Regions from separate parts of the Homo sapiens genome. Here all the other regions are linked to region 1. A link is a loop called in an ENCODE intact Hi-C map of the cell type or tissue named here. Cell type or tissue: PC-3. All regions are shown on one strand.

Region 1 (8,000 bases):
TTCTCTGTTAACAGAAATATGAGAGAGAAGTATGAATAATTTTTTCTCAAATTGAGTTTTAGATTGGGGTTTCATTTTTCAGCAGAATATAAAACAGTTATTTTCTATTTCCATGAATACCAGGAGGGGAGACTTAATAAAATGCAGTAAATATGGCCGGGTGCAGTGGCTCACACCTGCAATCCCAGCACTTTGGGAGGCCGAGGTGGGCAGATCACCTGAGGTCAGGAGTTCAAGATCAGCCTGGTCAACATGGCAAAACCCCATTTCTACTAAAAATACAAAAAATTAGCCAGATGTGGTGGCGGGTACCTGTAGTCCCAGCTACTCAGGAGGCTGAGGCAGGAGAATCACTTGAACACGGGAGGTGGAGGTTGCAGTGAGCTGAGATCGCACCACTGCATTCCAGCCTGGGCGACAGAGCAAGACACTGTCTCAACACAAACAAACAGAATAAAGTAATAAATAGGTGTATGCTGAAAGAAAAATCATTCTTAGTCCTGGCCTTTTTTTGAGACAGGGTCTTGCTTTGTTGCCTAGGTATCATCACAGCTCACTGCAGCCTGGACTTCCTGGGCCCAAGTGACCCTCCATCCTCAGTTTTCCAAGTAGCTGGGACTATAGGCACATGCCACCACGCCTGGCTAATTTTTTAGTTTTTTGCCCAAGCTGGTCTCGAACTTCTGACCTCAAGCAATCCTCCCATCTCGACCTCCCAAAGTATGTTGTCTGGGATTACAGGTGTGAGCCACTGCTCATGGCCCCATGACATTTTTTAAATCAAAATATCTAGATAAAAATCAACATATTCAGACAATCTAATTTGGTTGATATACAACTATGTTTTTAAAAATTTTCCCTTTTTGAAAAAGGCAATATTTGTGGTGATTGTAGACTTAGCAATGTAAGTTTAAGTTTTGTAACATTGCAGGTTGATTTTGAGTTAATTGAAACATTTGAAGTTTAATATGTTGGCAAAGTGGATTGTGTACATGAATTGAGGGGGAAAGAGGAAATTAATACTGTTTGATTTTTTTTTTAATTTTCTTGTAAATAATGTGAATATCCAGAAAGCAACAGAATAACCTAAGTTATCAGAGGCTGAGAAAGGACATAAAATAACCTTTATTATTATTATTGTTTTTTTAGATGGAGTCTCGCTCTGTCCACCAGGCTGGAGTGCAGTGGTGCCATCTCAGCTTACTGCAATCTGTGCCTCCCAGGTTCAAGCAATTCTCCTGCCTCAGCCTCCCAAGTAGCTGGGATTACAGGCATGCACCACCACACCCAGCTATTTTTTGTATTTTTAGTAGAGATGGGGTTTCACCATGTTGGCCAGATGGTCTCGATCTCCTGACCTTGTGATCTGCCTGTCTCAGCCTCCCAAAGTGCTGGGATTACAGGTGTGAGCCACCACGCCCAGCCACTTTTTTTTTTTTTTTTGTGGGGTGGGGGGCGCAGATGGATGGGAATGGCATTGAATACAATATTCAGGATATTGTAGATGAAAGAGGAAAAGTTTCTAGAATATTATGTGACTGTTGTGGGAGGTGTTGAATATTATAAATAAGGAGATTTTGCTGCTGTTGTTTTTGTTTCTGAGGAAAAGAAACCCTTGGATTAGCCCCAGTGGTTCTGGCTGGTGAAATTACCCAGTAAATAACCACAGACGTCTCGTTAGCAGAAAGAGAGAAGGGAATCAGCAGAAAGAGCTGGGGAACAAGGTTCACTGGGGGCTTTCAAACTTCTCAGGTAGTATGTGTATTGAAGAGCTTAGATCTGAAAGATTAGGAGTTATATTGTCTCATTGAAAAGAGACTGACAGTATGGGCTTTAAAAAAAAAAAAAAAAGAGCCCGCCAGCCTGTTAGAGATATACTATGTGCTCAAATACTTTTGTGAAAAATTCAGAAAGCCTATGTATAAATCTGAGAGAGAATGTGTGTGTGAGTAGCGATTATCTCTGATGACTTACATATTTTAAATAATTTTCTATATTTTTTGTTTTCCAGATATTTGTATATATGGATCCATTTTGTTCATGTTGAGTTTGTACTTTATTTTTAAAAATTTGCCACTACATTGTAAGCTTTCCCTGTGTCATGAGGTGTTCCTTGCAGAGGGGATTCACAAGACTCTGTTTCCTTCTCCACTCAGCGTGCTGGCTCTGGCTCTGGCTCTGGCCCTTGTCTGCACCTCTCAGCTCCTACACTCCGGAGTCTGTGCTTTTCCTGTGGCCCAGAACATTCCAGCTGCCACCCTCTTCACCTGGCTAGCTCTTAATCTTCGTGGTGCCCTTTTCTTTTTTAGGAGGACTTAAATGCATTGGACAGTGGACAAAGACCATTTAAATGGATTACAAAAAGCAGACTTCACCAGGCAGAGCGGCCTCTAACTTCTTCAGTAATGTTGCCATTTACCATGTGTCTGTTGGGGATCAGGTCCGTCGCTAGGCACCCTTCGTGCTTTTAGGTAATAGTCATAGCTACCCTGAATAAGGGTGAGGAGATGGCATTCCCATTTAGAAAAGTTGAAACCAGGATTGCAAGAAGTGTATGAGCCGGGATGGGAAGCCAGGTCTGTCTCTCTGCCCTTAGATCACGCTGCTGTTACTATTCTTTGTGACACCCTAGGACATTGCCGTGGAAGGAAGGGGAGAAACCTTGATAGGGCCCTTGGATGAAGCACTGCAGCTTATGCTAAGAAGATCAAGGCCCTGTTAGACTGGAAACATTCATTGTAAGACCTAGTGCCATAAGGTAAAGAGGTCTCTAGGAGAATGCTCAAGATCTCTGAGGGATAACTGTTAAATATCCTGTAAGAATTAGGCTTAAATTATACACACGTGAGAAAGGTAAGTGCTCTCAGTGCAGGGGGTAAAATAAACCTTTAGTGAAACTCTATGACGAGGAACCCTGCCCATCAACTGTTGGTAAGTTTAGAAAAAATGAAGAGATGCAATTCAAGGTCAGTAAGTAGGTGAAATATGATGTGCGCATAAACCTTTAAAGGTTTGAGAGGTTGGCTGTTTTTGGTAACGGGTTAACTTGAGGATTAATGAGTCAGGATATATGGAAAGTTAAAATTCCCTTCTCTGCACCATTCAATTCAGTTCAACAAATACTTTCCCAGGCCAAATGGGATCATTAGCCTTGTAGGAAACTCTTGGCCTTTTTAAAATGATGACATTGTGGCCAGTTTTGTAAATACAGTTGATGCGTGAATCTGTAGACCAAGGATCAGATTAATTTTGTAATGCCCTCAGGGAAGGCAGTTGATGAACTGGTTTCTCTGCATCATAAGAGCAGTGTTAATGATCCACTTGTACCATGAGATTCTAACATTCCTGAGTTACCTAAATGCTTCAGTGTTCCCTGCCATGTAATTTTAAGCTGTATGTACATTTTTGGGATAATTTTTATCCATATTTTGTTTAAAAAATGAACTAAACCAAACTAAAATTCAGAACATTTTGTACTTCTGCTTCTTATTAAGATTGTTTAGTCCTTGGTGGGTGATGTGAGAAGATCAGTACTTAACAGTTTGAGAATTCTTGCTCTCATAAATCAAAATAGTATTCGATGACAGTTTTCAAACAGTTTCAAGTGATGATTTAGATTCTCTTGTAGTTGTTATCTACTTTAGAATAGTGTTACTATGATTTAAAAGTTGGTATTTCGGCTGGGCCATGGTGGCTCAAGCCTGTAATCCTAAAACTTTGGGAGGCCAAGATGGGAGGATCACTTGAGCGCAGGAGTTCGAGACCAGCCTGGGCAACATAGACTCTATCTGTACAAAATACAAAATTTAAAAAGTTGTTATTTCATGAGTTTGCATTTTTAAATGCAATGGACAATAGATAGAACTGTTTATAAGATATATTTGCTTGTATGTTTTTCTCTTCATATTACGAGGTCAAACCACAGAGGAAAAATAAAATTTGGAGGCCCTAAGCCTATTTACCCAATGTCTCCTAGAAGAGCCCCCTTCAGAAACTTCTAGCAATTGTTAGTGTTGCTTGGGTTAATAGCCATGGTCAAAGCATGAACAGAACAAAATAAAAATTTTCTAAATATAAAGGAAATATGGTAATAACTGAGAAGCCAAGCATTAATAACTGGGAAGCCAAGCATTCTCTCAATATCCTCTTTCTCCATAAGAAACGTGTAGCATTTTCCTTGGAGAAGGGTCTATGTTACTTTTGTTCAGCCCTTGATGAAAACAACATATGGTTAGTTTTATGAGGACTTAGAGACAGATGGTGACCTACAGGCTAATTATGCAGTGGGCAAGATTCTTTAAACAAATCACTGTGATTGTGACATGGCCCTTTCTCATGAGTTAGACAATCTGGACTGTTCATTGTCACACTAGGTAAACATGTTCCAGGTGAATGAGGAAGAGGTGCTACGTGAGGGAAATGTATTTACAACATCTTTTCATCTCCATATTTACTTTAATGGGTATAAGAGAAAAGGAAGTCAAGAAGGTAAAAGGGGAGCACACTAAAACCTCAGCTAGTGCTAGGATTGTGTTATTTTGGACAGCTAACTTTTCAGATAGCTGAGGGGTTCCCCCATTAAGCATAAACGTTTTTCTTTTAATCACTTTGAATGAACTCTTTCTGAAGTCTTCCTTGCCCTCTGAAAACAGAATGTCTGAGACGTAGTAGGCTTTATAGTGTTTATGATCTTACTTTTCCTGCTTTCCCAAACGTAAGCTTCATGAAGGTAGCGGTCTCAGTCTGTTCTGTGCTGTGACCCTGGCCCCTAGAACAGTGCTGGTACACAGCCACATTAAATATTTGCTGAAGTAAGTGGGAATTAATTAAAGCTCTTTAATCTTCACAACTGTGTCACTGTCCAGGCTTTGTTCTCCCTGTTTGTAGATTGGTCAGGGACCCTAGAGTGCATTGTGCCTATGCTTACGGTCTTAATGTCCCTCTGCCCCAGTGTGGTGGCTCATGGCTGTAATCCCAGCACTTTTGGAGGCCAAGACCAGCGGATCACTTGAGATCAGGAGTTCGAGACTAGCCTGGAAAAAATTGTTAACGGCGAAACCCCGTCTCTACTAAAAATACAAAAATTAGCCAGGTGTGGTGGTAATCGCAGCTACTTGGGAGGCTGAGGCATGAGAATCACTTGAACCCGGGAGGCAGAGGTTGCAGTGAGCCAGGATCGCACCACTGTACTCCAGCCTGGGTGACAGAGTTGAGACTGTGTCTCTAAATAAATAAATAAATAAATAAATAAAATGTCTCTCTCATTATATTGTAATTGCCTTTTCTTGTCTCTCTCCACCACCGGACTGTAATATCATTGACAGCAGAAATTTTGGAGGTTCACTGTTATATCCACAATGTCTGGTAGTACATATTGTTACTTGTTTCTTGAACGTGTGAACAAACTAATTCACCAAAGGAAATGGTCACTGCCCTGGGTCCTTTCCTTTACAAAATCGTATGATGTAGATAGTTTGATGCCCATTTTACATACACACAGCTGAGAGGAGCAGCCGTGATTTGCATCCAGGTTTGTCAGCCTCAAGGCTAACCTTCCACCGTATGGGTAGCTCCTCACCTTTACACACACAAGTGCCCCCTTTCTGATGTCAAATTTTCCTAACCTTGCACAGTATGTGGTTTTTTTTTACTTACCTCACCCAGAATGGTATAATAAAAATGCTGTTATCAGTTTAGTAGTGCTTTTAGTTACTGTTTTTAGTCATTATACTAACATTGTAAATTTGAAAAAAAAAAAAAAAAGCCAGAACGGTTTGTGGGAGAACTTCTTGTTGGTTGCAATGCTCCAGGCTGCCTGGGGTTTGCCAGCCACCCCCCTGCAGTAACCCTGTGCACTTCCCCTTTCCCCAGACTCCCTCCTCCCCGCCAGCAGCCCCTTCTGCGCTCCCCCGTGCAGCCTGCCCTCCATGAGTGGCCACGGACTTCAGGGTCCACGCGGTTCTTCACACCGCCCTTTATGTGATGTGTGTCCCCTCCTTGGCTGTCTGGTTTTGCTTTTGTCAGTAGGGCTAGTGGCCAGCCCATCTCCATTTTGAATTTGCTGTTTTATAATAAGCCTTTGATTTGAAAGCCAGATGATCAGGGCTGCTAGAACTTGCTAGAATGAGGAAAATAGACAAGTGGTCCATTGACCTCTGAGTGAGTTACAGTAACTTTTACTACATGGATTTCTTTTTTTTTTTGAGATAGAGTCTTGCTCTGTCGCCCATATTGGAGCGTAGTGGCGCGATCTCGGCTCGCTGCAACCTCCACCTCTCAGGCACCCTGAGAGGCCCTGTTCTCAGGCCTTCTCAGGGTACTGGTAGGTGAGGCCCCAGCACGCGTTGCTCAGAGCCAGTTTGGCTCAGGTCTGTAGGAGGTGCGATGTGGACATAAGTGGGGTGGAGTATGAAAGAGGAGAGATGGCAAAATGGGAGAGCGTTTACCTGGTCAAGGGCTTAGGTCACATTAGGTTCTCAAAGGCAAATATGGCTTCATGTGGATACTTTCTTGAGTCCATCTCTCTCTGTTTCTGTTCCTCCCTCTGCCTAACCTATCCTGGCTCTAAGCTGGCTCAGACACTGCGTTTGTGTCTTTTCACGTGGCATTTTTCTTTTTTCCCTCCACCTTGCTAAGTGCTGAAATTTGCAGTCAGCATTTATATATGCCCTATAGACAAGGCACATTTCTCTAGTTTTACCTTTCTTGTCATTTGTGATCTTTTAAATTTTCAGTCAATGGAAAGTAATTGTTAATATGAATTGCAGTTTGGAAACTTTGTGCCAGATGATGAAACTGAATGAATCTGTGGTCTTTACGTAGGCAGTGCCTTACGTATGGTTTGGTTTTTGGCCCATGTACTAGATGTTTGCCTTTCTGTGGGCTGTCACAGATCTGGCATGTACCTTTATTTTTTTGGGAGTTTCTACATGTGTTGCTGCAATCTCTCAGCTAAGAGTATTTTTCAGTCCTCTTGCTATTTGTTTTTTACCACTTATAGGGTGAAAGGAAGTAAAATTAGATAGGATTTTGATGTTTGATTTAAAAATCAACATTTCCATGAATTCAAAACTTCAAGAAGATGAAAGGATAACATTGATTCTTCTGTTTAAAGAAAATTGATTTCCTTTGGCTGAAAAAGTTTTGTTCTCTCTCTCTTGGTGTTCATTATTTTAGATGTTCCCTTTGGACTCTGTGCACATCCCCATCATAGAACCTACTATATTTACTATGATAGTAAATTGACCTCTCTGCCAACACCACTGGACCATGTAAGTTCCTTGAAGGCAGGGGTCCCTAGTGACAGGCAGAGTAATATCTGGTACATTGTAGACACTCAGTAAATGTTTGTGAAATGAATAGAGTGACCAAGCAATCTAATGAATATGGTCCTATCATGGTCCCAACCAGTCATTGGACTGAGTATAGTTTTGATGGTGTCATCTCAAATGAACATATCTCAAATCACATCCAGGTTCAGCAAATTTTCTTCTCTGTCTTGCCAAGGTGGGGGCCCCACTCTGAGTCCCAGAGATAGAAACTCCAGTCATCTTTGCATTTCTTTTACTTCCTTAGTGTCTCTTGTATTTTCCTCTGTTTTTCTCCATTCCTACTGCCTCTACTCTAGTTTACACTGTTGGTCACCTTATGTCTGTAGCCTGTGAGCTAGCTTGCTGACACGAGCACCCCCAGCCATCCTGCACTCTGCCGCAGCCAGATCAGGCTGCCTCCCACATCCCTTCTAATAGGACGTCCCTGCAGATGGTCAGAGTGGGTTTTCCCAAGGAGTTCTGCAGGGCGGTGTGTTCCAGTGGACATCCTTGGTCCCCTGAGGACCAAGGCTTAGAAACTGATTTTATGAGCCTAGCCAGAGCTAATCTCTCCATCGTGTTATCCCAGTTCAGGAAGTGGATATATAAAACCAGATTGTCTGCTTACTGCCTTAAAATGAGAATAGAACTGTTTCTATTTCCATTTCATGGCCTGGGATTCTGGTGTGG
Region 2 (8,000 bases), 51 kb after region 1:
TATAGCCTAGGACACCTTTGATGTTTCTGTGTATGTACACGGTGATCTGTAGATTCTATATGTGAGTATATTTATATGCAGTATTTTATTCATATAGAGCCTTTCATCTACAATGAGAAAATAGTATACAGACAAGAATGGAATACTTATATCTTAATTATACAGATACAGTAAGTCCTCACTTAAGATCATCTATTTGGAAACTGTGACTTTAAGCAAAATGACATGTATGTATAAGAAATCTAATTTTACCATAGGCTACTTGATACAGACAAAAGTTGAAGTTGCTAGGACATATTTCTGGTCACAAAAACATCAGCAAACTAAGTAAAGATTCAAAACACTTTTAATATTAAACATTGAAATAAATGTGAGCTATATATACAGAACTCAGGAGGTGGAGGTTGCAGTGAGCCGAGATCTCACCACTGCACTCCAGCCTGGGGGACAGAGCAAGACTCTGTCTCGAAAACAAGAGAAAGGATTAATAAAAACAAAATAATTATTTACTCAATGATTCCATGATTTTAGTTCAGGGTTGAGAGTGGCTGGAGTCTGTCCTGGCATATCAGGGCACAAGGCAGGGACCCACCCTAGACAGGACACCATTCCATCACACATCCACACTCACTCAGACAGGGACCGTGTGGACACTTCAGTTCGGTTCACCTAATGCACACATCTTTGGGATGTGGGAGGAAACCAGAGTACCCAAAGAAAACCCATGCAGACGTGGGGCAAATGTGCAAACTCTGCACAATGGCCCCGGCCTCTCATCAATGTTACTGAAGGAAACGACATTGAACAAAATGACATTTCTCGAAGACCTGCTGTACACCACATCTCACATTTGGAGCCCAGTTTTGAGAACCTAGTGATAAGATTTTAGGAAGAGCAGGACCCATTTTATGTTTACACAAATTACCTACTCAAGGGTCAACCTCATTTAAAGGAACTGATTTAATTTAGGAAAGCTGTTTCTTTCCCTTTTAAATCTAATTTAAGAAGCTTGACTGAAATAGTAATAGATACCAGAGAAGTGACTGTGCAGCTACGTAAACTAACAGACCTGGCCATAGAAACATCTCTCTTGGGACAATACCTTGATAAAATACATATCAGAAATATCTAGGAAATTATAGATAAAAAACAGATCATTAACAATTTAATGACACACAGTAAAAAGATTTTTAAAAACATAACTGCATAGTAAAGTCTGGGAAAAGTTACTGACTGGTACACAGGTGTAGGCAGTAAATCTATTCATAGTCAGATTTTTCTCTTTTGAGCATTGAACAGTTAATAGGGACTTATGAAATGAGTTTTGTTAATTCAGTACTCAGAATTCTCAGACAAGCTTCCTTATTTAGATTCTTTCCCATCTAGTCTGCCATTTACCAGAGCTAAAGTGTGTGTCAAAGGAAGCAGGATTTATCTTAAAGGAGATTTGGAGGAAATCTTCCTTCAATATTTAAGTGTTTGACAAAGTCATGCTCACATGGACGTCAGTTTTAAGAGGAGGAAGTTTAAAATCAGGTGGCTTATTTACGTTACTGGCTGAAAGCCTGTCTGATAGGATTGACATGGAGCACTAATTAATCACCTAGGGTCTCCTCATTTACTAATCATATTGCACAAAACTTCCCTGCTGACTGAGGCTCAAGGGCAAACTGTGGGCTTCCAGCCAGCTTATTTTTCATAAGCATTATGCTACCACTGTAAATTAATGTGAACCTAATATATTCTGTCAGCGGTTTACTTTCCCATGGCGACCCTCTCTGGTTAAACAGCTTTAAATGAAATCTTGTATCAAAAATGAAAAGAAGTTTCTTGCAAAAGGAAAAAAGGATTTTAGGTCCTCTTTGCAATCTTTTTTCCCCATAGTATATGCTATTTCGGTTCTGATACAAATCTGCTAGATTAACTGAATAATGCACAGATGATGTGATAGTTTCTTTTTGTTATCTGAAAAGTGACCTTATATTGTGCTTAGGTAAGAGACTTTTTAATTACACTTTTAATGGCAATAATAGTGTGTTTATTGAGTGCCTACTATACATAAAACACATACCTTAACTCATTGATCCTCATATCAATGCTATGTGAATGCTAGGCAATAGTCTGTATTTATGGGAGAGAAAATTGAGAGTGTCAGCTTGCCCAGGCCACATCCATTAAATGCTGGGGCCCAGATTTGAACCAAGGTTTGTCATCAGAGGTCAGGCTCATTTGGCTGTGTCACTATTTATAATTTGTATGGTCCCTTTATACTTTCTGTTTTAACTTCAGGAAATTAGCAGTCCTCTTAATTTTTAAAGATAAAAGCTGGGCACGGTGGCTTATGCCTGTAATCCCAGCACTTTGGGAGGCCGAGGCAGGTGGATCACTTGAGGCCAAGAGTTCATGTTGACCAGCCTGGCCAACATGGCGAAACCTTGTCTCTACTAAAAAATACAAAAATTAGCCAGGTGTGGTGGTGCACACCTGTAATCCCAGCTATTCAAGAGGCTGAGGCAAAAGAATCACTTGAACCCGGGAGGCAGAGGTTGCAGTGAGCCGAGCACGCGCCTCTGCACTCCAGCCTGGGCAACAGACGGAGACTCTGTCTCAAAAAAAAACCATAATTTTTATTTCCATGTTGATTTTTTAATATTCATCTGAATTAGTAAATCATTTTAGAAGCTTGCTGATCTCTAGCACATGCTTTTATATCTTCAACTCACTTTAATGTCATGCCACTTTTATTCAGAGAACAAAAAGTTATGGATGTCTTTAAACCAGAGGAAATAAGGGACGCTTATTCACATCCCTCATGCTGTTGTTCATCAGGAGACTCTTCCAAACAATTCTAACAGAAAAGGAAAATTCCAGAGTGCACACACATGGATAGTTTCCAAGGCAGTGCTTGTTGAGAACCCAGCCTTCTCTCCTGAAGCTGTGAATAGTTTGTCTTATATGTAAATTAATTTCCAAGAGTCTGTGCATTAAAGTCTTATATAAAAGAACATATAAAAGAATGATTTGTCAAAACCCATTTTCCTTGTAAAAAATACCTAACTAAGGAGAGAGGATGATATTCGGTGGCTTCTGTGGGCTCTGTGTTAAGCCAGTACTTTACTTCTTAGTATGCAGTGCTGATGTTCTTGGTTGAAAGGAATCCATTCCATTTCTTTTTATAGTATCATGAAAAGTTGGAAAGAGGAAAAACTGAGCTGAACATACAGAATAAATAACTAAATGGTGTCGTCAGGCTGCCCTTTTGTTTTCAGACATCCCCCCTCCTTCCTCCTTTGTGAGTCACTGAGCCAGTAAGATGGATCAAAGATGCCTCAGTGTATAGAACATTTTATGTGGAGGTTATTTGTCATCCACAACAAAGGACTAATTGCCTCTGTGCCTTCTTTCACATGATAATCAATGGATTGGGATCTCCTGATTATGCCCCATGCATCCTGCATTCATCTCTCAAGATGTTTTAGGTTTTGATTGAATTTATAAAGCATCAGAAAGATGACGTCAGTTCAGTGCAACTATTAAGGGGATTTTAAACATGGGTATGGAAATATGAAAACAGAGCTTGAAGTGAAGGCACCTGTCATCATTCTTTTTGTAAATGGTTGATTTGATCGGAGGTATAACTTCTATGATAGCTATTAAGAAGGGTCCTGGCATTTTTAAGATGGAGCGTTTATTTCAAAAGGCCCACCAGGAGAAAATTCACTTCCTGTTTCAGCGTGGACTTGAGGTTCTCAGAGATGACTTCTTGGATGACTTTGTTGCTAATGTTATCAATCAGGTTTCATTTTAAAGAAGCTTTCTGAATTCTAACAAGAAGTCAGTGTACTCTGAGTATAGTTTTCTGTAGTGGATTTGCCTAATGTGGGGGTTGGGCACATAGGCCACGGGAGCGTGTAAGTGTAGGAAACACCATTCAGCTCATTCTGTACAATGTCTGAAGCTTTGAAGTTACATTCTCCTGGCATTTCAATTATTTCAAAGGCAAGATGTTTACTAAAATGTACCTGAAACATGGAGTTATTTCTTAGGAACTTTTAATATTTACAGTTAAATTAGAACACTTTAAAATGAAAGAATGATATATTGACTGTAGCACAGACATCTGTTTAATAACAGTCACTTTTCCTCTCTTTAAATGTATAAATGTCCTGTGTTTCTTAGAAAAGAAAGATTTCATCAGTGAAACAAACAAAAAAAACAGAACCCACAAAAACAAAATAAAATTCAAAAACACACACAGATATATAGGCATAGAGAGAGCATTTGTGATAAGTGTTTTAAAAATAGCTATTAATATCTCAGCAGCCTCCTCAGCTCTGATGGTGCTGACATCCCACAGGGCAAGCTGAAGCAAGCCAGGGGGCTGGAGAACAATCTAAGACACCAAACTCTTCTGTGGAACAATAACACTGAGTGTCAAGGACTGTGAAGGGTCTGAGATTTCACCCTGCATGCCAGCAAACAAGTTATCCTGCCACAGTGTCACAAATCCTGGCAGAAGGCATCACACTGCTGGGGCAGACACATAGGACTTTATTAATCACAGCAATGCCAGGAACCAGAGGATCAATATTTTTGTACACTTTCCCTGAGCCCTAATTCTTACAGGGTGGTGCAGAGAGGGCCAGGTGATACATAGTGAGTTGTATTCTAGGAGAGGAACCCTGAACTTAGGGAACTCCGATCTTTTATAATGGGCAGTAAGTCTCCCTGACCCTTGCTCTGTAAAGAAACACTGAATCTTTCAAGGCTATCTGCTGTTCAAATTTTCTTGAAAAGATAGTAACGAAGGACTCACTTGTAATGTCAGTGCCTTGCTGATAAGGTGGCTCACACCTGTAATCTCAGTGCTTTGGGAAGCCGAGGCAGGTGGATCACGAAGTCAGGAGTTCAAGACCCGCCTGACCAACATGGTGAAACCCTGTCTCTACTAAAAATACAAAAATTAGCCAGGCGTGGTGGCACGCACCTGTAATCCCAGCTACTCAGGAGGCTGAGGCAGGAGAATCGCTTGAACCGGGGAGGTGGAGGTTGCAGTGAGCCGAGATTGCGCCACTGCACTCCAGCCTGGGCGACAGAGCGAGACTCTATCCCCCCCACCCTGCCCCCCAAAAAAGTGTAGATGTGAGAATTGTCTCCCCACACAAACTCTTCTGGAAATAGGCACCAGATAAGTACCGATTCCATGAATGGCTAATCTGTGCTGCCTTCTAAAGGCAGTGCAGGTACCAGATGACACAGCCATAACTGCAGCGTTATATCTCTGTTATTTTAAGAAATGGATAAAAGGTGGTATTTTAATTTATCCTGTATCTATGCAACATATTCTTTTCCAAATGTCTTCCCTGTGTTTGACAGTCACAGTCTTGTGACATTGCAGCAGGTGTTATTACCCATTTACACTTGAGGAGACTATCATTCAGTGACTTGACCAAGGTCACACACAGTTACTCTGCAGCTCGCCACTACACCTGGGGGCTCCTGACTCCCCGTCTGATGGTCTTTGGAACACATTGTGTAACACTGCCTCCCTTTTGTCTCCTACGTAAGGTAACGGATATTTCCAGATATTACAGAGGTGCCCCCAGGCCAGTCCTGAGTTCCTTTTTGGCAGTTTCCGTGCCTCCCAACTCATCTTACCTAGCCACACAATGCCCAGTGTCTGGTGGTCATGCTGGACTCATTTGAGTTGAGGGAAGTTACTTTTTTAATGCTTTCTTGTTGCTCTATGTTTTAATTTTCACTTAACGGAACACAAACAGTCTCCACTGTTGCCACCCCTTTGCTTAGTAGAGCTGGCCCCTTCCCCTACTTAATGTGTAATTGCTCTATGGGCTTTGGTGGCACCTCTTTCTTGGTTTCCTGCTGCCCTTTTATCTAATTCTTCTGAATCTCCCCTTTTGGTCCCCTCTGTACACTGCCCCATACATCTTCATGCTCTCTAAGACAATGCCTTGATCCTCTTTCCTCCAGACTATATGTAGCCTTAATGATAACCACAGTCAGTTATTTATTGAGCCAGGCATATGCCAGGCACCTTTTCATGTGCCACACACTTTAAGCACGTTATTTGAGCACATGCGTTATCTCATTTAGTCTTCCCAATGACCCCACGAGATAGATTCCACTTGTCTCTGTGTTTTGTAGAGGAAGAAGTAGAGGACTGACAAGTTAAATTACTTGTCTGAGGTCACACAGCCAGTAATGGTGGAACCTGAATGCTAAGCTAAGTTTGACTCTAGAGCCAACTGCTGTCCAGCCCCCAGATTTCCTTGTGCAAGAGTCAGAATCTTTCCACATCAGTGTCTGACATCTGTCTTGGTAATAACGCCTAAAACTGAAATCTAAAACTGATATTTCTCTCCAAATATTCTCCACTTCTAGTATTCCTAACTTTGTAAATGACACCAAAAGCCTGCCAAGTTGTTTAAGCTAAAAACTGGGACGTTTTCTTAGACTGCACTCTTTTCTTCACCTCCCAGGACATTCCCCTTCATCCATTCATTTTTTTCCTTGCCTTTCCTCTTGTTTTTCCTTTCCTTTCCTTTCTAACAGACTCACTGTCTCACTCAGGCTAGAATGCAGTGACGTGATCATACCTCAATGTAACCTTGAACTCCTGGGCTCAAGCGATCCTCCCACTCAGCCTCCCAAGTAGCTGTGACCACAGACACATACCACCATGCCCGGCTAATCTTTTTAATTTTATTTTCATATTTATTTTTTATATTCACTGTGTTGCCCAGGCTGGTCTCAAACTCCTGGACTCAAGCAATCCTCCCACATTGGCCTCCCAAAGTGCTGGGACTACAGACTGAGCCATTGCACCTGGACCTAAAGGCCCATAATTTTAACCTTGTACCCTGCTGCTTCCTGCCACTGAGTCCATAGAGTCTCTGCCTTTTCATCTGCTGTCTCCATCTTGCTGCGGCTGCCTCTTCCTTTTTCAGCTGATGTCATTCTCACCAAATTAGTAGCCTCCCAATTTGTCTTGCTACCTGCAGTCTCATCTCTCTTCAATTCATTCTTTGTACTGTGCTGGAAAGATGTTTCTGAAATGCAAATCTGATAACTTGTTTTGCTTAAAATCCTTGGTTGGCTTCCCATGGCTTGCTGGTCCCTTGGTACCCATAACACATACAGCTATGCTGATCAGGCCTTAACCCTTCTAGCCCAGAGGTTCTCAAACTTCAACACATGTCACAATTACCTGCAGGGCTTGTTAAGAAGACAGAACTTGCTGGGCCCTGCCCCCAGAGTTTCTGATGTAGTAGGTCTCGAGCTGCCTCAGAATTTGCATTTCTGACAAGTTCCCTGGTGCTACCACTGGTGCGGGACCATAGCCTGCCTAGTGCCTTGTCTGGCTCTCTCTGCTCCAGCCCTGGAACCACTTGCAGGTTCCTGAAGGGAGATGCTGTTTCAGGCTTTGATCCTTTTGGATAAGCTGTTGCCTCTACAGGAGATAGTCTTTCTATCGCCGTCTCTTTAAAATACAGTTCAAGTGTCACTTCCTAGGAAGCTTCCTCTGACCCCTGCAGTGATCTCATAGTTTCTGTGGCAACCCATGTGCATCTCTGGGAATGCTCCATTTCTGTAATTGAGTTGTCATTTTATTTATGTATCTCCCACCCACTCCCACCAGACCATTAGCTCTTTAAGAAAAGATATCATTCATTTTCTTTTTCACCCTTCTATCCCTGGCACCTAGCATGGTGGCTGGTATATACTGAAGATATTCATTAAATAAGTTGAATGATATAATCCTACTTTTACCTTAAAGAATAATTCTATTTTGGTTTTTATTTGCATTAACCTTTATCATACCTTGTTTTTAAATGTCAGGATAGACTGGGTGTGGTGTGGCTCACGCCTGTAATCCCAGCACTTTTGGAGGCTAAAGGGGGGAGGATCACTTGAGCCTAGGAAAAGTTAAAAAAAAAAAAAAAAAAGTCAAGATGTTTCAACATAAAAACAGTGTGCAT
Region 3 (8,000 bases), 90 kb after region 1:
TCTCTCTCTTTCTTTCCTCTCTTAAGTATTAATCACATACCTGATAATCAGATGCCCTCTGAAGGTTTTCTTTGGGAGGGGAAAGGACAAATGCAATAATCTTTACATGTTGGAAAACTGACCCCACATCCCCGTGCCTTGTTGTGTGTTCTTTTCTGCTCCCAGGGAGTTCTGTCCAACATCTCTTCCATCACCGATCTCGGCGGCTTTGACCCAGTTTGGCTCTTCCTTGTGGTGGGAGGAGTGATGTTCATTTTGGGATTTGCAGGGTGCATTGGAGCGCTACGGGAAAACACTTTCCTTCTCAAGTTTGTAAGTATTCCACTCTCTACTCTCAGATTGAGAGCCAAAACTTTACCTTCCATCAGGAGGTCACCCTATCTACAGGCAAGACAGTGAGCTGTACCAAAGGCACTGGCCAAAGTAGGGCCCAGGTCATTATTTTCTTTTGAGAGAGCTCTCTAGCCCTGATTCCCAGTTGTGCCTCCTTAATAAGTACAACACCACCCCCACCACCCCACCATGCCATCCATGGAGGTTTTGTGCATATATATCACAGACTTGGATTCCATTCCCTAAGATATCTTTAGGACTAAGGTAGGTATATATATATATTTTCTTCTAAGTGATTCCTTCCCACCGTTTTAATGCACATAGTAAGTGGGGAGCTGTGCAGGCTGTTGGTTTGGAGAAACCAGGCAAAAGCACAGTGACTGTGGCCTGTCCAGATTAAATCTGTTAAGCAGTAGGTTTTGCTAAATATGGAGAAACAGTAAAAGGTAAAGCTTCTTTGTCCTTAGCTGGTACAAAGTTCTCCTTTGTAATTTTTAGATGTGGTGCGGTTGGCGTGATCACTGTCTGAGTGAATGTTTGTAGAGGAGAGGTTTCACCAGGGGGTTCACTGGTATTTAAAGTTAAAATAGAGAATGAAAAGTGAAAGCCTTTGCGTTGGAGACTCGTTTCAAAGGAGAAGAAAATGGCATGTGCCGTTTATGTATCTTATATAGGGTTGTTGAATGTAGCCAAATGTGCCTGTCAGCATGGAGCTTGGCACTCTGATGGGCGTCTGAATCATAGCTCTCTATACGAAGCATCCATTCCCCTTTCTAAGAACAGAGAAAGGATCCAAAGCACCCACCTTCATTTGCTGAGGAAGGATGGGGATGGTGGAGATTTCTAGAGAACAGTTGTAGTGTAATATTTCCTGTTACCACAGTTATTCCCAACTTTTGTTGACACATCATCATCCAGGGACATTCTCATTAAAAAAAAAAAAAAAAAAAAAAAGCATATCCAAGAAGTAGCCCAATAGTCATGTAATGTGTGATTCTCTTCCCCAGCATTTCTGCCACATCATCCTCCAGCGTCTTTTCTTAAACATCCCTGAGAAGAGGGTACACGGTGTGCCCCACCCAGGGCAGCCCATTTCTGAGCAGCTCTGTCTCGGAGAAGTTTTTGGAGGCTATTTAACCTGAAAATTAGCATGACTTATTCTAACAAGGAGAACCGAGGGGTACCTGGTCTTACAGATAAGTTCACAAGCAGCTGGTTCTCTCTTGTGGATACATGGGACCACAGTGGCTGTAGCTAGTTTCCTAAGACTCCATCTGCCTTATCTGCCAGATCCTTCCTTTGCCACACACACACACACAGTGTCTCTCTCTCTCTCCCTCCCTCTCTCATACACACACAACCAAATGCTTCATTCTTCACCTAGTCAGAAACCTGGGGAGCCCCCAGGAGAGCTCTGTCCCTGATTGCCACCTGCCAACCTGCCAGTCTTCTTGGCTTGAGGCATCTCAGTGCTCCAGTGCTCAGCTCACCTTGCCAGCTTTCCTGTAGCCTGATTGGGTCCTGGTCATACTCATCTGTTGCCACTATTTCATCAGTTTCGGCCTCCATGCCCCAAAATGTGGGATCCTTTTTTTTTTTTTTTTAGATGGAGTTTCACTCTTGTTGCCCAGGCTGGAGTGCAATGGTGTGATCTCGGCTCACTGCAACCTCTGCCTCCTGGATTCAAGCGATTCTCCTGCCTCAGCCTCCCGGGTAGCTGGGATTACAGGAGCCTACCACCGTGCCTGGCTAATTTTTTCATTTTTAGTAGAGATGGGGTTTCACCATGTTGGCCAGGCTGGTCTCAAACTCCCGACCTCAGGTGATCCACCCGCCTCAGCCTCCCAAAGTGCTGGGATTACAGGCGTGAGCCACCATACCTGGCTGGGATCCTCTGAATTGTATTTTTTTTTTTTAAGTAAAGATGGGGTTTCACCATGTTGGCCAGGCTGGTCTTGAACTCCGGACCTCAAGTGATCCACCTTGCTCAGCCTCCCAGAATGCTGGGATTACAGGCATGAGCCACTGCACCTGCTCAGTCCCCTTAATTGTGATTTACTTTAATATAGTTTCATTTATAGTGGTGGCCCCTTTAATATAGTTTATCATTTCTTACAGTTGAAGAGTCCAGTGTTAACTGAACAGGCAGAAAACTACACATTTCTCTAAATCAGCACCTTAATTTATAAAGTCTCATGTTGGAAATGAAGAGAATTGTGTTGTTTCTTGGCTTTTAAGACTTGGAAAATATCTTAAATGGCCTCTCTCCATTTAGGACAAACAATAAAAACTTGCCTGGAATAATCTTCGAACAGAAGGTATGAGATAAGTAGTAAGTAAACGTCCACAGGACTCCAAATAGCTCTAAAGATCTGATTCCCCTAGGAGACTTGCTGAGGGAAAATCTAGGAACTAAGATACTGCAAAATGGAAATAGACCTTCTTGGTTGACCGAGGCTCTAGGGTGAAGCCTGTGAGTCAGTGTCTGCACCTTTGGAAATAGAGGAAATTAGCTCAACAGGGCTTGGGGCATGTAGGTATCTGCCAAATATTTTATATGAATTGAATTTGGACTCAATTTTTGGTATGTATAATATGTAACATGAAGAGAAAATTTACCAGGGGAACTGGAAAATGCACTTAACTTTTATGGAGGTGAGAACAAAAACTGAATTAAAATCTTTCCCTGACTTGGTGTTTCCTGTGTATGCTCATGCATGCTAGCTATAATTTTGTCATTTCTGTACTGTGATAATTCATAATTCATATTTACATGCTTAAGGTGGGGCCTAATACAGGGCAGGGCGTTATTTACACTGTAGGGTAGGCATTGAGCAGAAGTGGTGTGATATTTTTTCTGTTCATTTTTCTAGATTGGGGAAAGTTTAAATTGAAATTATTGGCATCACTGATGATAATTAAGAACTGTTTAAATTCCATTTCTGGCGAATTCCTGAAGGATATATAATCAGGAACTCTAGGGAAACCTGAAGGGCTGAGCTGGAGGGTCTAGAATTGGGGCCTTAACCTGGGAGTCCAAAAACTTTGCCAAACACTTATTTCCACCTTCCACTCCTCCTCCCGTGCCCACCCTCACAGAGCAGTACTTGGCACCCTAGACAAATACTGCCAGATCTACAGACATCTAATGTCTGCAGATACCCACTCCCTGCCTAGCCTCCCTAATCACATAAGACTGGGACATCTTCGAAGGCAAGGATACCCCTTGTTCTTACTCATCCTTGTTTCTGCAAAGCCCACCTACCTCAGGGCCTGACTCATTGTGGGTCATTCAGTAGATGTTTGCTGAATGAATAAACATTGTTTGTCTTTTGTTCTTTTAATGAGTAACTGCTGTTTCCTTTGCACCCCTCCCCAATACATTTTTCTCTTGGCTGGCAGCTCCTTGTCTGCTTGCTGAAGATAGAACCGCAGACCACCTGAGCACCCCCTGCCTCCTCAGCTGCTCACTGTTCTTCTGCATGTGGCCTTCAGGACCTCTGCCCAGCAGTTGTGGCCCATGTCACCCTCTCTGCTGTTGTCACCAGAAATTTACCCGCACTGTACCCTCTGGTCCTTCACAGCTCATTTCTCATAATCTATTTTAACAACAAAGTTTGAGAAGGTTAAGAATACAGGATGGTAGGAGGTGGAAAAAACAGTGGGCGTGAGCAGTAAGTCGATATGACTAAGCTGAGACTCTTCTGAGTCTTCTAGATGGAAGGGGAATTTCTCCAGAGTTACGGGCAGTTACCACGTTGCCTCATGGTCTTGAGCCCCTCTTTTAAAACCCCTGTTGTCTACATTAAGCGGAAGTCTCCCCTTGGCTGCATTTTGATGTCACTTAAAATGTTGCTGGGGCCCATGCTTCCTAGAGGAAGGCAAGCACAGCTAGCATTCCCAGGAAAGCCCTCAACTCAGGGGTTTCATTTTGTTTTTATGATGGGAAATAACTTTCATTTCGCGGTCACTGCCCACCCCACTACTTCCTCTTTGACCCCTTCATCTAAGATGAACACATCTGTTATTTTACCCTGTATAGCAGGTGCAAAAGAGAATTAAAATGGTGTCTGAATCCATAAAAGGAATATATTGCATAGAGAATCAAGGCCACAGTAACAAGTGACAGGCGATCTTAAAATATTGGAATAATCTATCTTTCAAGTTACAGAAGCTTACTAGAGATAGGGGCAGGTCATTGTTACAAGCATCTGGCAGTACATTAATCATGAGAAATTAATTAGGCCTTAATGTGGGTCTAATGAGAAATCCTTATTATCCATGTTTGCTTATGGGCTTTGTTGGTTAATTATCAAATGGAACACTAGAGACCCTAAAATGTGATTATAAAATGATTTTTAAAAGTCCTTTCTTGGAGTGTAATATTCTATTAATGAATCAGCAGAAACTGAAGATTATCTGCTTTGGAGATGTGTAACAATCCAATGTAATTACAAACCTGTTTAGAGAGGAACCATTTAGCTATATATGATCAAAATAGCCCTTATAACTGTTCTCTGTGTATGTGTCTTTTATCTTAGTTTTCTGTGTTCCTGGGAATTATTTTCTTCCTGGAGCTCACTGCCGGAGTTCTAGCATTTGTTTTCAAAGACTGGATCAAAGACCAGCTGTATTTCTTTATAAACAACAACATCAGAGCATATCGGGATGACATTGATTTGCAAAACCTCATAGACTTCACCCAGGAATATGTAAGTTTAAAGTGGTTTGTTTTCAAGTTGAAAGTTCTCTGAACGATGACCCCAGTGAATTTCATCCCTCCTGGTTTCTGCATCTGCCAGCTGGAAACTACCTGACTATTCTGCATGGGTGTTTGTTTGTTTGTTTATTATTTTCCGACTTGCTCTGTGACTTACAGGATTTGTATTCTAAATGGAAATTTCCTATTTTCACTTGTTTCAACTTCTGTTAAGTTAGAGGAACAAAGAAGAAAATGCTTGAGCAAAACGTTATAATCATGGCTGTCCTTTCCTATTTGCATTTGAGGAACATTGTTTTGCTCCGGGTTTAAAGTTTTCTTTGGTTATTAAATATGGATTCTTTCTTATCCCTTGCCCCCTTTTTTGGTAATCCTTGATATTTCACAGCTCATAATAATCTACTTATCAACAGAATAATTTGCCACAAAGTTCCTAAAATGTGCCTATCCAAATATTATTATTGCACATGCAGTTAAAAGCAAAAGCTTAGAAACTCCTAAGTCCTAGTGGCTTCTAACAAGTGAAGAATCTGTGCAGTGGAATCCGGGCCACTCTCTCCTATCCCTGAGCATTGGAGTCCAGGCCACTCCCTCCCGTCTCTGAGCATGCCTGTGAAATGGCTCTTTCAGTGCCAGCAAAGCAGCAGATGTCCCGTTTCACTCAGAATGCAAGGGACCAAAAGACACAGGTCTAGTGCCAAAATCTGATAAGGGACCCTGGGCTCACAGGACCTTGACCTATTTCCCCAATAGCAAAATGGAAATAATACTAGCTACTGTCTAACTCACAGGGATATTATGACACTAATGAGACATACATGTTTTTATATTAGGCTAAGGTGTTAGGGTCCTACAAACTTGCAGGTCTTTATATACCTGCACTGAAAAGTCGGGTAGGCTGAGCTTGGACTTGGACAGCGGTGTCTGTGGCATTCATGTATATGGCAGGACCGGAGGGCAAGCAGAAGCCCAGTGAACGGTAGCCTTCTTGGGGTTGGATAGTTGTCTGCCTGTGATGAAGGGAGGCAGCAGCCATGTTGACACTCTTTATGAGGGAGGCCATCCCCTTCCTTAGGCACTCAGGACTGAGCAGGGTTATGTGGTTTTGTTCAGTGGCAGCAACATTTCGTCCTGGAGTAAGCTGCCCCTTAAGTGGGAAATTAAGCCCTGATTCATGTCCTCAGCCGACTTCACTGTTTTATTAGGTCCTAATGGGTGCAGGCTCCCTAATAATCCCTTTCCTGGCATTATTCCTGACTAGTTTGCATGACACATTGATGGAGCTTTGTGGACACACCTCGAAATGCATGACCCAAGCCCTGGAAGGACCATGTTGTCTTGGGATGCTGTGTGCTTTAAACGGAAATACTACAGTTTCATGTGATTTTCTTTTTGCATCATGGAATGTAATGTTTAGAAGTAGCTGTTGGTCCGGAAGGTCTTCAAATGGTTGAGACTTGATATTTATTTAACTCAGAGAAGTAGAGAAAGTGCATCCCAGGGAAGTGAGGAAGGGGCTTGTGTAGTAGCCTTTGACTCCGGCCCCATTTAAGAACCACTGAATTTAACCGCTTGTTTTAATATATTTTAATTGGAAGACTGACTTTTTAAAGTTGAAAATGTAAAACACATGCACTTGTTTTTAAACAAACTCAGAGTAGAAACAAATATGATGAAAAGTTAACCTCTAAAATTTTTGGTGGTAATGGATATATCAACTATATATCCATTGATTGTGGTGACATTTTTGTGATGTATACAGATGTCAAAATTTATCAAATTGTATACTTTAAAATGTGCAATTTATTGTATGTCAGTTATACCTCCATTATTGCGGGATCTGGCCAGCAGCCTGCAATGCAACAGGGATCTCTCTGTTCCCAGGCGGATCGGCAGGTCGAGAAATAATAGACACACACAAGATAGTGAAAGCTGGGTCCAGGGGGGTCACCGCCTTCTGGTCACGCAGTGCCAACAATGCACTGGATATACCAGAATTTATTATTAAGTTTAGTGAGGGTGGGGGTAGGTTAGTGAGGGATTTAGGTCATTTGATTATGAGGTGAGATGGTCACATGGGGATGAAGTAATTCTTTAACATAACATCTGTATGCAAAAGTACAGTATACAGGGATAAGAATTTACAATATAGTGTGTGCTTCAGTAATTTCTAACAGAGCCTTAAAACAGAAACACAGTCTTTCCACAACCTATGATTAGCAAGATATTAGTCAGCAGTAACAGTTGCAGCAAAAGCCAGTTACAAACAATCCATAGAAACAGGACGTGAAGCTACACAACCAGTTAGACCAGAAATTCTCAGAAGGGAGTATGCCTTAACCCTAAAGAGGTCTAGAAGAGCCGTGGCAAGATGAGGGCATTTATAGCCCTGTCTTATACATATGGACAGGTGCCCCTCATGTGTCTGTTTATAGGCTCTCCACAAAGGTCGCATTCTATTCCCAGAGCTATGAACATCTGCTTTTCTGGGATAGGAATCTTGGTGATGTGAAACCTCCCTGACTGCACGTCCATTCATAGGCTCTCTGCAGGGGGAAGCACATCACGCACTGTTGGCTCATTCTGGCAGTCCAACCTGGCATTGTCTTTACACAATCCTGCATGCAATTTTGTATTTCCAGTAATCAGGAGCATTTCATCTTTTATTCCATAGCAATAGTTTCAGGGGGTCTCCCTGCGCTCCATAAAACAAAACAGATCTTTAAAAAAACTATTAGAATGTAGAGATCAAAACTTTGAAAAAGTAAGCTATAGTTAGCCCACCCATAACCCCAGTTGCCTCCTTCAGTCACTACCACTGTCGTTAGTGTCTTATTTACCCTTCTAGAATGTTCTTGTTTCTCCTTCTAGAATGACGTGCCCAAGCCAAACAGATCTTGTTCTAACTGAGCCCTGCTGTACAGCTGCTCTGCCCTTCTTCCACCTA

Evidence for each region. A loop is a pair of places that touch in the nucleus more often than their neighbours do. Peaks named below come from ENCODE experiments on the same cell type or tissue, not always from the same donor. Only the 100,000 strongest peaks of a DNase experiment are listed, where the experiment ranks them.
Region 2: a loop joins it to region 1, with 2.2 times the contacts of the local background. A loop is called at or near these places in 3 of 110 quality-filtered maps.
Region 3: a loop joins it to region 1, with 2.6 times the contacts of the local background. A loop is called at or near these places in 2 of 110 quality-filtered maps.

The regions. Positions count from the first base shown.
Region 1 is chr4:98,569,215-98,577,214 of GRCh38, reverse strand. All of the region lies in intron 1 of TSPAN5 (tetraspanin 5), which reads left to right. Among named protein-coding and RNA genes, the nearest start is that of TSPAN5, 85 kb to the left of the region's middle. In PC-3, no CTCF peak of the experiment used is centred here; DNase peaks (open chromatin) are centred at 3,214, 4,344 and 5,624; H3K4me3 peaks cover 554 bases; H3K27ac peaks cover 7,369 bases.
Region 2 is chr4:98,518,062-98,526,061 of GRCh38, reverse strand. All of the region lies in intron 1 of TSPAN5 (tetraspanin 5), which reads left to right. Among named protein-coding and RNA genes, the nearest start is that of TSPAN5, 140 kb to the left of the region's middle. RefSeq lists an enhancer at 7,135-7,214. In PC-3, no CTCF peak of the experiment used is centred here; a DNase peak (open chromatin) is centred at 3,261; H3K27ac peaks cover 3,025 bases.
Region 3 is chr4:98,479,050-98,487,049 of GRCh38, reverse strand. It overlaps TSPAN5 (tetraspanin 5), which reads left to right. Exons shown (of 8, transcript NM_005723.4): 3 at 166-312; 4 at 4,875-5,045. Among named protein-coding and RNA genes, the nearest start is that of TSPAN5, 180 kb to the left of the region's middle. In PC-3, no CTCF peak of the experiment used is centred here; DNase peaks (open chromatin) are centred at 2,819, 3,669, 3,969 and 7,319; H3K4me3 peaks cover 1,668 bases; H3K27ac peaks cover 5,964 bases.